Regions from separate parts of the Homo sapiens genome. Here region 1 is linked to region 2. Evidence: chromatin contacts called from ENCODE Hi-C or POLR2A ChIA-PET data. All regions are on one chromosome and are shown on one strand. Each heading gives the region's core, a stretch centred on a gene start or an enhancer-like site at or near the end of the contact. The rest is flanking DNA. Distances are from core to core; before and after follow the strand shown. Region 1 overlaps PRKAR1B (protein kinase cAMP-dependent type I regulatory subunit beta). Region 2 has its middle 34 kb from the start of PDGFA.

Region 1 (5,997 bases), core at 2,598-5,097, 180 kb after region 2:
CTCCCCCCCATGGCACAGGTCCCCACCCCAACAGATGCAAATACCTACTCTCCCCCCCATGGCACAGGTCCCCACCCCAACGGATCCAAATACCTACTCTCCCCCGCAAGGCACAGGTCCCTACTCCAACAGGTCCAAATACCTACTCTCCCCCCCATGGCACAGGTCCCCACCCCAACGGGTCCAAATACCTACTCTCCCCCGCAAGGCACAGGTCCCTACTCCAACAGGTCCAAATACCTACTCTCCCCCCCATGGCACAGGTCCCCACCCCAACGGGTCCAAATACCTACTCTTCCCCTCCATGGCACAGGTCCCCACCCCAACGGGTCCAAATACCTACTCTCCCCCACATGGCACAGGTCCCCACCCCAACGGATCCAAATACCTACTCTCCCCCCCATGGCACAGGTCCCCACCCCAACGGGTCCAAATACCTACTCTCCCCCCCATGGCACAGGTCCCCACCCCAGTGGGTCCAAATACTTACTCTTTCCCTCCATGGCACAGGTCCACACCCCAACAGATCCAAATACCTACTCTCCCCCCCATGGCACAGGTCCCCACCCCAACGGGTCCAAATACCTACTCTCCCCCACATGGCACAGGTCCCCCACCCCAACGGGTCCAAATACCTACTCTCCCCCGCAAGGCACAGGTCCCTACTCCAACAGGTCCAAATACCTACTCTCCCCCCCATGGCACAGGTCCCCACCCCAACGGGTCCAAATACCTACTCTTCCCTCCATGGCACAGGTCCCCATCCCAACGGGTCCAAATACCTACTCTCCCCCCAGTGCCACAAGTTCCCCACCCCAACGGGTCCAAATACCTACTCTCCCCCCCATGCCACAGGTCCCCACCCCAACAGATCCAAATACCTACTCTCCACCCAGTGGCACAGGTCCCCACCCCAACAGATGCAATTACCTACTCTCCCCCCCATAGCACAAGTCCCCACCCCAACAGATCCAAACACCTACTCTCCCCGCCATGCCACAGGTCCCCACTCCAACAGATCCAAATACCTACTCTCCCCTCAGTGGCACAGGTCCCCACCCCAACAGATCCAAATACCTACTCTCCCCATGCCTGAGCTCCCCTCCAGTCCCACGGGCACCCACAGCAGAGTCTGAGCAAGTCTCCTGGGACACCCTCCAAGCAATGCTGAGTCCTGGGCCCCAGCCTCCAAAGCTCCCCCCACCACCTGGGGCCCAGGCTCTCACCCTCGGAGCGGCCACAGCAGGGGCCTTCCAGAAGCACCACCCTGTTCATCACCCTCTTCCTTCCTAACATTTTCTGATGCTTTCAAACAGACTGAAACCCAGAAAAGATCTAAGAGTGTTCAATGAACAGACAGGACAGAGTCCTGAAAGAGGCCCCAAGACACTCAGGAACTTAGTCCCCCCTCTTCTTTGCCTGGAAAATCCCTTGTGGATGTGGCTGAAGTTTCACTAGGTCTGATGAACAAGGGCCCACCCGCGGGAAGAATCAGTCACTTCCTCAGTGGTCCAGCAGCAACTATCACACCCATGAGACAACCAGACAATAATCCACTTTTTATTGATGTGTGTTTATTTTTACTTATTTTTCTTTTTGAGACAGGGTCTTGCCCTGTCACCCAGGCTGGAGAGAGGAGTGGTGCAATCACAGCTCACCGTAGCTTCAACCTCCCAGCCTCAAGCAATCCTCCCACCTCAGCTTCCTGAGTAGCTGCAACTACAGGTGCATGCCACCATGCCCAGCTAATTTTTTAATTTTTAGGAGGAGGGTAGAGATGGGGTCTTGCTATGCTGCCCAGGCTGGTCTCAAACTCCTGGGCTCAAGCAATCCCCCTGCCTCAGCCTCCCAAAGTGCTGGGATTACAGGCGTGAGCCACCGTGCCCGGCCCATTCACTTTTAAAATACTGGTCCCTACTAGAAAAGAAAAGGCTCTCGGTCAGGAGGGGAGGGGACGGCTGTGTCCCAGGGTCCTGGCCCTACACAGACCGTGGTCAAACCAGGGTGCATGTGGTGGTCTGGGCAGCAGCGGTGGCCCGAAGCAGGTGGCCACAGCTCTCCGTGTGTCAGATCCTCACCTGGAACTTGGGGACAGTGTTACCACGTGCCCTCAGGGCTGCCATCAGGACAGCGAGACAGCACACTCACAGCTCTCAGCCACACACCTGACCCCAAGCAGAACTCAGGGAGCGTGAGTTACAACTGCCTCCCGAATCGGAGTGGCTTCCTCATTCTGCAGGGAGCAGACAGGTGGGCGTGCAGGGCCTGGTCTCAGGAGGGCTGATCTTTCCCACGGAAACCGTGTGACCTGGGCAAGCCCCCCGCTGTCTCTGAGCCTCAGGGTCCCCCCCGACAAGTGGGAACAGGGTCACCAAATTGCTGACAAGATGCTTTGTATTACAAGGAGCCCCATAGGGCCAGGACCAGCTCGACGGTTACATTCCCCTCCATGGAGGGCCCTCCCCACGCAACCTTCCCTTCGCCTGGCCTCTCTCCACAGACCCCCATCCCCAGCCAGCTGGTGAATTCCTCACACCCGCTGGCAGGCGACGGGGCTATTTTTAGTGACCAGGGCTCAAGAATGGAGCCATGCCAGGACCCATGGCGTCCGTCGGAATGTGAAAGCTGGTGCATCCCTCCTTCTGGTCGCTATGTGGTCCCCGACACAGCACAGTGGCCAGTGCTGCACCAGGGCTTAGCCTCAGGCCTGCATGAACACAGCCTCTGCCCTGGCACCCTCCATCTGAAGGACAGCCCCATTCCCTGCCCGGGGCAGTGGGCCTTCCTGCACCTTCTCTGGGCCTCGGGTCCCCATCCACATACTGGGTGCTGGAGGCAGAGGCCACGTGCAGCATCTCAGCCCCCAGGTCTGCAGGGGCTTGTCAGTGACAACAAAACGTGAACTGGCTAGGGGTCAGAAGATGTGGTACCGGAGACCACACACCACCAAATTCCACAAGTTTCAAAATGTTACAGCAGCTGCTGGGTGTGGTGGCTCATGCCTGCAATCCCAACACTATGGGAGGCTGAGGCCAGAGGATCGCTTGAGCCCAGGAGGCTCAAGTCCAGCCTGGGCAACACAGCGAGACTCTGTCTCTACAAAAACTAAAAAAAAAAAATAGCTGGGTGTGGTGGTGCACGCCTGTGGCCCCAGCTAGTCGGGAGGCTGAGGCAGGAGGATCACTTGAGCCCAGGAAGTCGAGGCTGCAGTGAGCCAAGATCGTGCCACTACACTCCAGCCTGAGCAACGGAGCAAGACTGTGTCTCAAAAAAACAAAAACAAAAATCTCAGGGCACCAAACAGCCAGGACCACAGGCAAGATCCACGCAGGCCACGATCACCTGGGGGAAGTGGTAAGAAAGACCTGAGGTTCTTCTCTCCACTCACAAATCAGACAAAGCAAGAGGGCTTGTTGTCACTGTGGTATTAGATAGCGCCAGCCCTGGAGACCCTTTGAAACAGGCTCCACGGAGAGCTGCAACTGCCCCGCAGCTCCAGGCGCAGGCCACGAGACTTGTTATTAGCTGGAAAACGCTAGGCGTGTGGAAAATGACTGTTCTCTTAAAAAGGTTGTTGTCTTTTCCCGGCAGGTTAATGAGCTGTGTGTGCATTCACGGTGGGCAAGTCAGCCCCAAGCAGCCACATCCCAGCCAGGTCAAAGTCCCAGCTTCTACTCCAAGCTGGGTGGCCCGACGCAGCCTGCTTAACCTCTCTCTGCCTCCCCTGCCAAACGGCAGCCTCGGGGGCCACGGGGGAGCTCTAGAAAGACAACATGCCCGAGGCCCATGGCCCAGGGACTGGCCATTGCATACATCATCTGATGCAAGCTTCAAACCCCAGGCTTCAGCCTCCGTTGAATTCAGCTTCTAAAGCCTCCCGGGCTCACGTGGCCCCTGATTTGCTAACCTCAAGGTCTCCTCTGCTGAGATCCAGCTGGGCTTTCTGCAAATGGAAATCAAATTCTTTGCATGTTCAAGCCATTAAGCATCTCCTCGGATGAGGCCCTGCATTTTCCAAAATGCTAATTTTGTTTTTTTAATGTTGCCCGAAAGGGAAGCAGAAAGTCCCAAAGCCCAAGCCAGAATGGGGAGAGGGGGCCGTGAAGGCTCAGAGAAGCCAGGAGACAGCTCCCTTCAGCTGCCCGTGAATTCGGCAGAAGGGCTTGTTTTTCCCATCACCTGAGGATCCGAGCCAGTTTGTGGAAAAACAGACTGCAGAGATACGCGGGTGGGAGGAAGAGAAACAGCGACAGATAACAGACAGCTGCGCAGGCCAGCGGTGCTGCTCAAGCCAGAGGCCTGTTTTAATTAAAGCAGCAGAGAGCTGGAGCCACTGCCAGGAAGGCCGCCTCAAGGGTGAGGTGCCCTCGCCTGTGCCCGTCTGGCAGCTCCAGTAATGAGGTCCCCGCCGGAGGCCCAACGCACAACACAAACACGCACGGTGCCACCCAATTATCACGTTTCTCGGCTCCCAGGAGCTCAGCGATGCTCCCCCTACAGGCGCCCTAATCAGGGAAAGCCGGGAAGGGACCGGGATAGAACCCAAGGGCCTCCACCTCACTCCCCAAGGCCTGGGACACACGCTCCAGGGACAGCCTTCATGGTCCTGGCACATCAGAGAGCTCCGGAACATGCGGGGCTGCTTCCCTGGGACACACGCTCCAGGGACAGCCTTCATGGTCCTGGCACATCAGAGAGCTCCGGAGCACGCGGGGCTGCTTCCTGAGGCTGCTGAGGTCCCTGGCCGAGGCGTAACTGCCCCGGGCACCCCAGGTAGGATGCGGAATCTGCTTCGCTCCAATAGCTGACACAAGGTGAGAAGGCTGCACCTACCACCACCCTGGGGCCTGCCCTGGGAGCTACTCAACTCTGCAGAGGGGCTGTGCAGGTGCCGTCCCAGGGGATAAGGACACCCCACTCCAGCCCCAGCTGGACAATTGCTGTGTGGGTCAGTGCAACAGGCCAAGGCCCCCTCTCACTGGGTCTCAGAGCTCTGTTCAGTACAGTGAGGTGGGGACAAGGTGGCCTCCTAGGGATCTTCCTGCTGACTGTGGGTGCTGGGAGGCCCGGAGCGGCCTATTCACCAACTCAGGCCCAGGGTGGAGCAGAGAATGACTCAAGGCTACCCCAGCCTCTTTCTCAGACCAAGTACTGAGTGGGGCCTGACTGCGGGGTCTGTCTGGATAGCCGGGCCAGCCTCCAAGGGGCAAGGCACCATCCAGAAGAAGTACCTTCATGGACTCCACTGCCACACAGCCAAAGGGCCACAGAAAGATGGTGATGACAATGACCACAACAGTGATGATGATGGCGGTGATGATGATGATGGTGATGATAAAGATGATGATGGCAATGGTGGTGATGAGGATGGTGGTGGTGATGGTGATGATGATAATGATGGTGATGATGACAGTGATGATGGTGATGGTGGGGATGGTGATGATGATGGTGGTGATAACGATGATGATGGCAATGGTGGTGATGAGGATGGTGGTGGTGATGGTGATGATAATGATGGTGATGATGACAGTGATGATGGTGATGGTGGGGATGGTGATGATGGTAATGGTGATGACTATGATGGTGATGATAATGATGGTGGTGATAACAGTACACACATAGATATTCTTGCTTTATATTCTCACAACAACCTCAAAGTAGGTTTTATTATCTTCATTTGACACCTGAGGAAACTGAGGCTCAGAGAATGTTATTACTTATAAATGACATCCACAACTCTCTCCTTCCAAAAGATGTTTTAAACACACCTTAAATTCTGTGGTATCTGAGTGAGATTGTGTGTGCATGACTGTGTGCATAGGCGTGCCTGGGAATAAGACCACTCCAGCCCAACACCTGTGTGATGGGAACTCCTGGTCCTGTCTCACCCCTGAGCTGTCTCCCTGCAGCTGCAGTTCACTACAGGACAGTATGGACCCCGCTCACTGGCAATGCCTAAATCACCCATTCTCAATCTTCCTTCACCATGCAGGCAGG
Region 2 (5,360 bases), core at 1,653-4,152:
GAATGGATGGATGGGTAAGTGAATGAATGGGTGGATAGTTTGATGGATGGATAGATGATAGATGGATGGATGGTTGAACACATGACTGACTGGATGGAGGGATGGATGGATGGATGGGTAGATCAGTGGATAGTTGAATGAATGATAGATGGTTGGACAGATGGGTGGATGGGTGGGTGGGTGGATACTTGGATGGATGATAGATGGTTGGTTGGACTGATAGATGATGGATGGATGGATGGATGGATGGATGGATGTGTGAGTGAATGGATGGGTAAGTGATGAATGGGTGGATAGTTCGATGGATGGATAGAAGATGGATGGATGGTTGGACACATGACTGGATGGATGGATGGACGGATAGTTGGATGGATGGATAGATAGAGAGATAGATAGATGGATAAGTGGATGGGTGGATGAGAGGATCTAGTACCAGGGGGATGGCTCCACCTTGATATCCAACTGAGGCCCCTGCCAATGGGTCCATCCTGATTTTGAGGAAGAACTTTGGCGGGGACCTGGGCCAGTCCTTGGCCCCCCCACCCGTGGGATATTGGGCGGGCGGGGATAAAGGGACAGCCTCGGTATCATGGACAAAGGGGCTGCACAACATGGGTGGGATGGGAAGACTGGCGGTGAAATACGCGGGTATGGGTTAAAAAATGGATGGATGGATGGATGGATGGATGGATGGATGAGTGGATGGATGGATGGATGGATGGATGGATGGATGGATGAGTGGATGGATGGATGACAGGAACTAGGACCAGGGGGATGGCTCCACCTTGATGTCCAACTGAGGCCCCTGCAATGCGCACCATCTGATTTGAGGAAGTATCTCTGCTGGAACTGGCCAGTACTTGCCCCCTCACTGTGGAATTTGGGCTGAGCCTGGAAAGCTGCTCCAAGCTATTTGCAAAGGGGTTTCCAGCCTTGGATCCCTAAAGGCTGCCAGAGAGAGGCTCCTGTGGTTCCCTGGGACAAGGAGACCTCCTTCATCCTCCATGCCTGTTTCTCAGACAGTGAAGACAAGGCACAAATGTGTGCTTTGGAGGTGGCTGAGGGGCTCAGACACTGCAGTGTGCAGGCGCCTGCCAGGCCTGATGTGGTGATGCTCGCTCAGGGCCTCTAGGGCAACCCAGGGTCATGTTTGATTTGACGAAGGGGTTAAGTGCGCTGCTCTTTAAAAGCCGGAACACAGACAATGTGAAGCTTCCTCCCTCAGACCCACCACATTGGTGGGCTTTACTTCAGCCCTAGGGACTCCTTCTGTCCCCTCACCCCTCTCAACTCCAACCCCCCCTCCCCAGACTGCAGAGAGGGGCCGGTTCTTGCCAGAGTCGCTCTTAGCCGTTTTGTGAAAAATCCATTTATTGTCTTCATTGCTTGGGAAGTTATAATCTTGAGGCTGCAGCTTCCTAAGGCGTTGCCATGGAGATGAATTTTCTGTCATAAATAAAAGTATTCTGGGGTCAGGAGATCTCAAGCATAACTAGGACAGATTTTGAGGGGGAAAATGCAAGAATTTCAGAAGCACATGAGATGATTTGGGCTGCCTTTTCCGGAGGGTGTTTTTTAGGCTGTCCTGAATTTGGCCTCTAGATGTGGGACCGTCCCTCTGCCGTACCCCCAACCCCGTTCCCCCAAGCCGACACTGTGTCTGCCTGCCCCTCCCCTCCTCCACCTGCTCAGGGCCAGAGCCTTGGGGGACCTGGTTTGGAAATCCAGGTTGGGGTGACGTCTGGGGTCACCCAAAGACGGGCTGGCTCCCAGTGTGTCCTCAGACAAGCCTTTCTGTCCCTGGCCCTAGACCCTGCCTGGGTGAGGGCCTCATTCACTCAGCCTAGGATTTTTGGAACATTCCTCACACGCCTCCTACGGGCCAGGGCTCACTCAGGTATTTCCCCTTGGGCTTGGGGCAGGCAGGGGGACACTCCCACTCCCGCATGACCCCTGCTTCCGAGGGCCCTGACCCCACCCCCACTCTTGCTCACTTCCCACCAGCCCCCATGGACATTAGCTTTAGGGATTTCCTTTTGTTCAGGGTCGCTGCAGGTCTGTGTTCGAGAAGGTGGGGGAGGCGGGACTGGAGCCCGGGAGGAAGGTATGCAGGGCTGAGGGGCCTCTGGAAGCCACCCAAGCCGACAGCCTCCGCCAGCAGTCAAGGGCTGTTTGCCAACCCCCATGCACCCCCTCATTAGGTAAACACAGAGTCCTCCATCAGCACAGGGCCCCAGAGCCATCCCTTGCACAGAGGCCCCAGGGTCCCCCGCGCTCGAGGGCCCCCCATGACCCTGGGACTGGGACTGCGGCACCCTGGGCCTCTCCTCCCAGCCCCGAGGCTCTCACTGGAGGACCCATCTTCCAAGGCTGCCACAATCCCAGGAGGCGGCTCCAGCCCCAGTAGCTCCAAAAAAACGAATGGAGAGGTGAGGAGGGAGAGAACAAAAGAAAGGAGGGAATGAAGGAGGGAGGAGGCTACGGGGTGAACCCTTTGCAGTTTGGACCTCAGACTGTGGTCCCCTCACCTACCTCCCCGGACAGCACCACCCTCCCTTCCCACCTTTGATGGGTCCCTGTCCCAGGAGAAAGCCCATAGAGACATCACACGGGAAGATCCTGCAGGAAGCCCTTCCTCCCTTGCAAACACTCGCAAAAAACGGCCCTTGATCATGGAGAAACAGGCTTCCAGGGCCCCCAGGGGCTGGGGTCCACGGTTGCAGGCCAGCAAGCCACAGCTCCCAGGCTGGGGCTCTAGTGAGTCTAGCCTCCCCAAGACCCACTTCTGCCAGGGGTTCTCTGCCTCCTGATAAATAACTGTGACACTATCTGCCCACATCCCTTGCTGAGCAGCAAAATCAACACAGGACAGGCTGTGACTCGCCAGGCCACGAGGAGCTGCAGGACGTACACACTGCATCGCCATCTGTGGGGCTTGGACAGCCACAGGAGGGACATGGCCCCAGAAGCCTGGCAGGGCATCCCACTGCGAGGGCCCCTCAGTGCCAGCTCTCGTGGCCTCTCACCAAGTCTGGCCCCAGCCCAGCTTTCCATCGCCACAAGCTTGTGCAGTCCACACCCGCCACCAAGAAGGGCGCTGGGGGTTGGGGCCAATGCCAGGTGGGGCAGGGAGGGGACGCTGTGGGAGGGAGGGGTGGCTGAACAGGATAAGGGCCCTGGAATGCACGGCTCCACCCCTGGATGGCTGTGTCCTCGTCCACAGAACAGGGACAGGGCCGCAGAAGGGCACTGTCAGGAGGCGGGATCCCTGTACCCTGATGACTCCCGGGAAGCGGCAGAAATCACGGTCATGAAGGATTCGTAACCGGGGCAGGGCTCTTCTCAGAGCGGGAGAAACAGACAGCGTCCAAGGAGCACCCCACACTGTCCCAGCTGATAAATGAACACAGCTGCAGACCATAGCAGGGTCCTCAGTGAGTCCGAGCTCTCCTGACTCCGCGTCGGACTGAAGCATCCTCGAGGGTGTCTATATGAGCCTGTGTGTGAGCTTGTGTGTGAATGTGTGCGTGCCTGTGTGTGAATGTGTGTGCCCGTGTGAGCCTATGTGAGCCTGCATGTGAATGTGTATGCCTGTGTGTGAATGCATGTGCTTGTGTGTGAGGCGCGCTTGTGTGTGAGGCATGTGAATATGTGAGCCTGCATGTGCCTGCATGAGCCTGCGTGTGCCTGCGTGAGCCTGCGTGTGACTGTGTATGCCTGTGTGAGCATGTGTGTGCGTGTGACTCCATGAGCCTGTGTGTGAATGTGTGAGCCTGCATGTGAATGCGTGTGCCTACGTGAGAATGCGTGAGCCTGTGTGTGAATGTGTGTCCCTGTGTGTGGACCTGCACGTGAGTGAGTGTGCCTGCATGTGAATGCGTGTGAATGCATGAGCCTGTGTGTGAATGTGTGAACCTGTATGTGAATGTGTGTGCCTGTACGTGAATGTGTGTGGTGCTCCATGTGTTTTTGTGTCTATGTGTTTGTCTCTGTGTGGCTGTAACTTTCTGTGACTCTCCAAAAACCCTGATTCAAAACCAAAGACACCACAGGAAAAGAGGACTACAGAACAATTTCCCACTTAAGCATGGACACAAAAATCCTTAACAAATGATTAACAAGTAGAATCAATATAAAAAGAAACGTATTTAATGACCAAGGTGGGTTAATCTCAGGAATGCAAGGTTAATGTAGCATTTGAAAAACTAATCAATGTAATTCACAATAATAGAATTATGTAAAAAAAAATCACATGGTAATTTTAACAGATGCAGAAACCATACAATGAAATGCAATAGATGCAAAAAAAATGGACACAATTCAACAACTTTTCATGATTTAAGAAAAACAAAAAACCCTCTCAGAAAACTAATAGGAGAAGCAAACCTCCTCAACTTCATTAAAGGCATCTACAAAACAGCTACAGCTAACATCTTACTCAATGTTGAAAGGCTCATTGCTTTCTAGCTAATAACAGGAATAAAGCAAGATTGCCCATTCTATTGTCACTTCTATTTGTTCTGGAGGTCCCAGCCAGTACAACAAGGCAAGAAAAAGAAATAAAAGGCATACAGAATGCAAAAGAAGAAATACAACAGTTCTTATTTCCAGATAACATGATCATGTATGTAGAAAACTCAAAGGAATTTCAAAAGAATTCTACTAAAACTAATAAGTGAATTTAGCAAGGTTGCAGGATCTAAGGACGATATACAAAAACAAATTGAAATTGAACAACTAGACCAAAGATCAACCAGCAAGTAGAAGACCTGGACAACATCATACACCAACTCGATCTTATGTGCATCTACAGAACACTCCATTCAACCATAAAGGTATACACATTCTTTTTCTTTTGGAGATGGAGTCTCGCTCTGTCACCCAGGCTGGAGTGCAGTGGTGCAATCTCAGCTCACTGCAGCCTCCACCTCCCGGGTTCAAGCGATTCTCGTGCCTCAGCCTCCTGAGTAGCTGAGATTACAGGCATGCCCAACCATGCCCGGCTAATTTTTGTATTTTTAGTAGAGACAGGGTTTCACCATGTTGGCCAGGCTGGTTTCAAACTCCTGACTCAAGTGATCCGCCTGCCTTGGCCTCCCAAAGTGCTGGGATTACAGGTGTGAGCCACTGCGCCCATCCAGAAACACACATTCTTTTCAAGTGCACGTGAAACATTCTCCAGGATAGACCATATGTTTGGCCATAAAAGAAGTCTCAATAAATTCAAAATAATGAAAATCATACCAAGTATGTTCTCTGACCATAATGAAATAAAATTAGAAATCATTAATAGATGAAAATTTATGAAATTCACAAATATGTGGAAATTAAACAACACACTCCTACATAACCAATAAGTC

Evidence for each region. Hi-C counts contacts between places; a loop is a spot of excess contacts on that map. ChIA-PET counts read pairs that join two places held with the same protein, here RNA polymerase II (POLR2A).
Region 1: a loop to region 2 is called in a map of endothelial cell of hepatic sinusoid, with 10 times the contacts of the local background. The contact joins two enhancer-like sites. A Hi-C loop is called at or near these places in 1 of 168 maps with a recorded cell type or tissue (endothelial cell of hepatic sinusoid). POLR2A ChIA-PET finds 5 or more read pairs at or near these places in 2 of 52 experiments (H1 and activated T-cell).

What each region holds. Positions count from the first base shown.
Region 1 is chr7:661,647-667,643 of GRCh38, forward strand. The region is part of intron 4 of PRKAR1B (protein kinase cAMP-dependent type I regulatory subunit beta); the gene reads right to left. Among named protein-coding and RNA genes, the nearest start is that of PRKAR1B-AS1, 62 kb to the left of the region's middle. Within about 2 kb of position 3,848, at least 12 of the 41 ENCODE cell types and tissues checked have a DNase peak (open chromatin) inside an H3K27ac peak, as active enhancers do.
Region 2 is chr7:482,754-488,113 of GRCh38, forward strand. No RefSeq gene overlaps it. Among named protein-coding and RNA genes, the nearest start is that of PDGFA, 34 kb to the right of the region's middle. Within about 2 kb of position 2,903, at least 2 of the 41 ENCODE cell types and tissues checked have a DNase peak (open chromatin) inside an H3K27ac peak, as active enhancers do.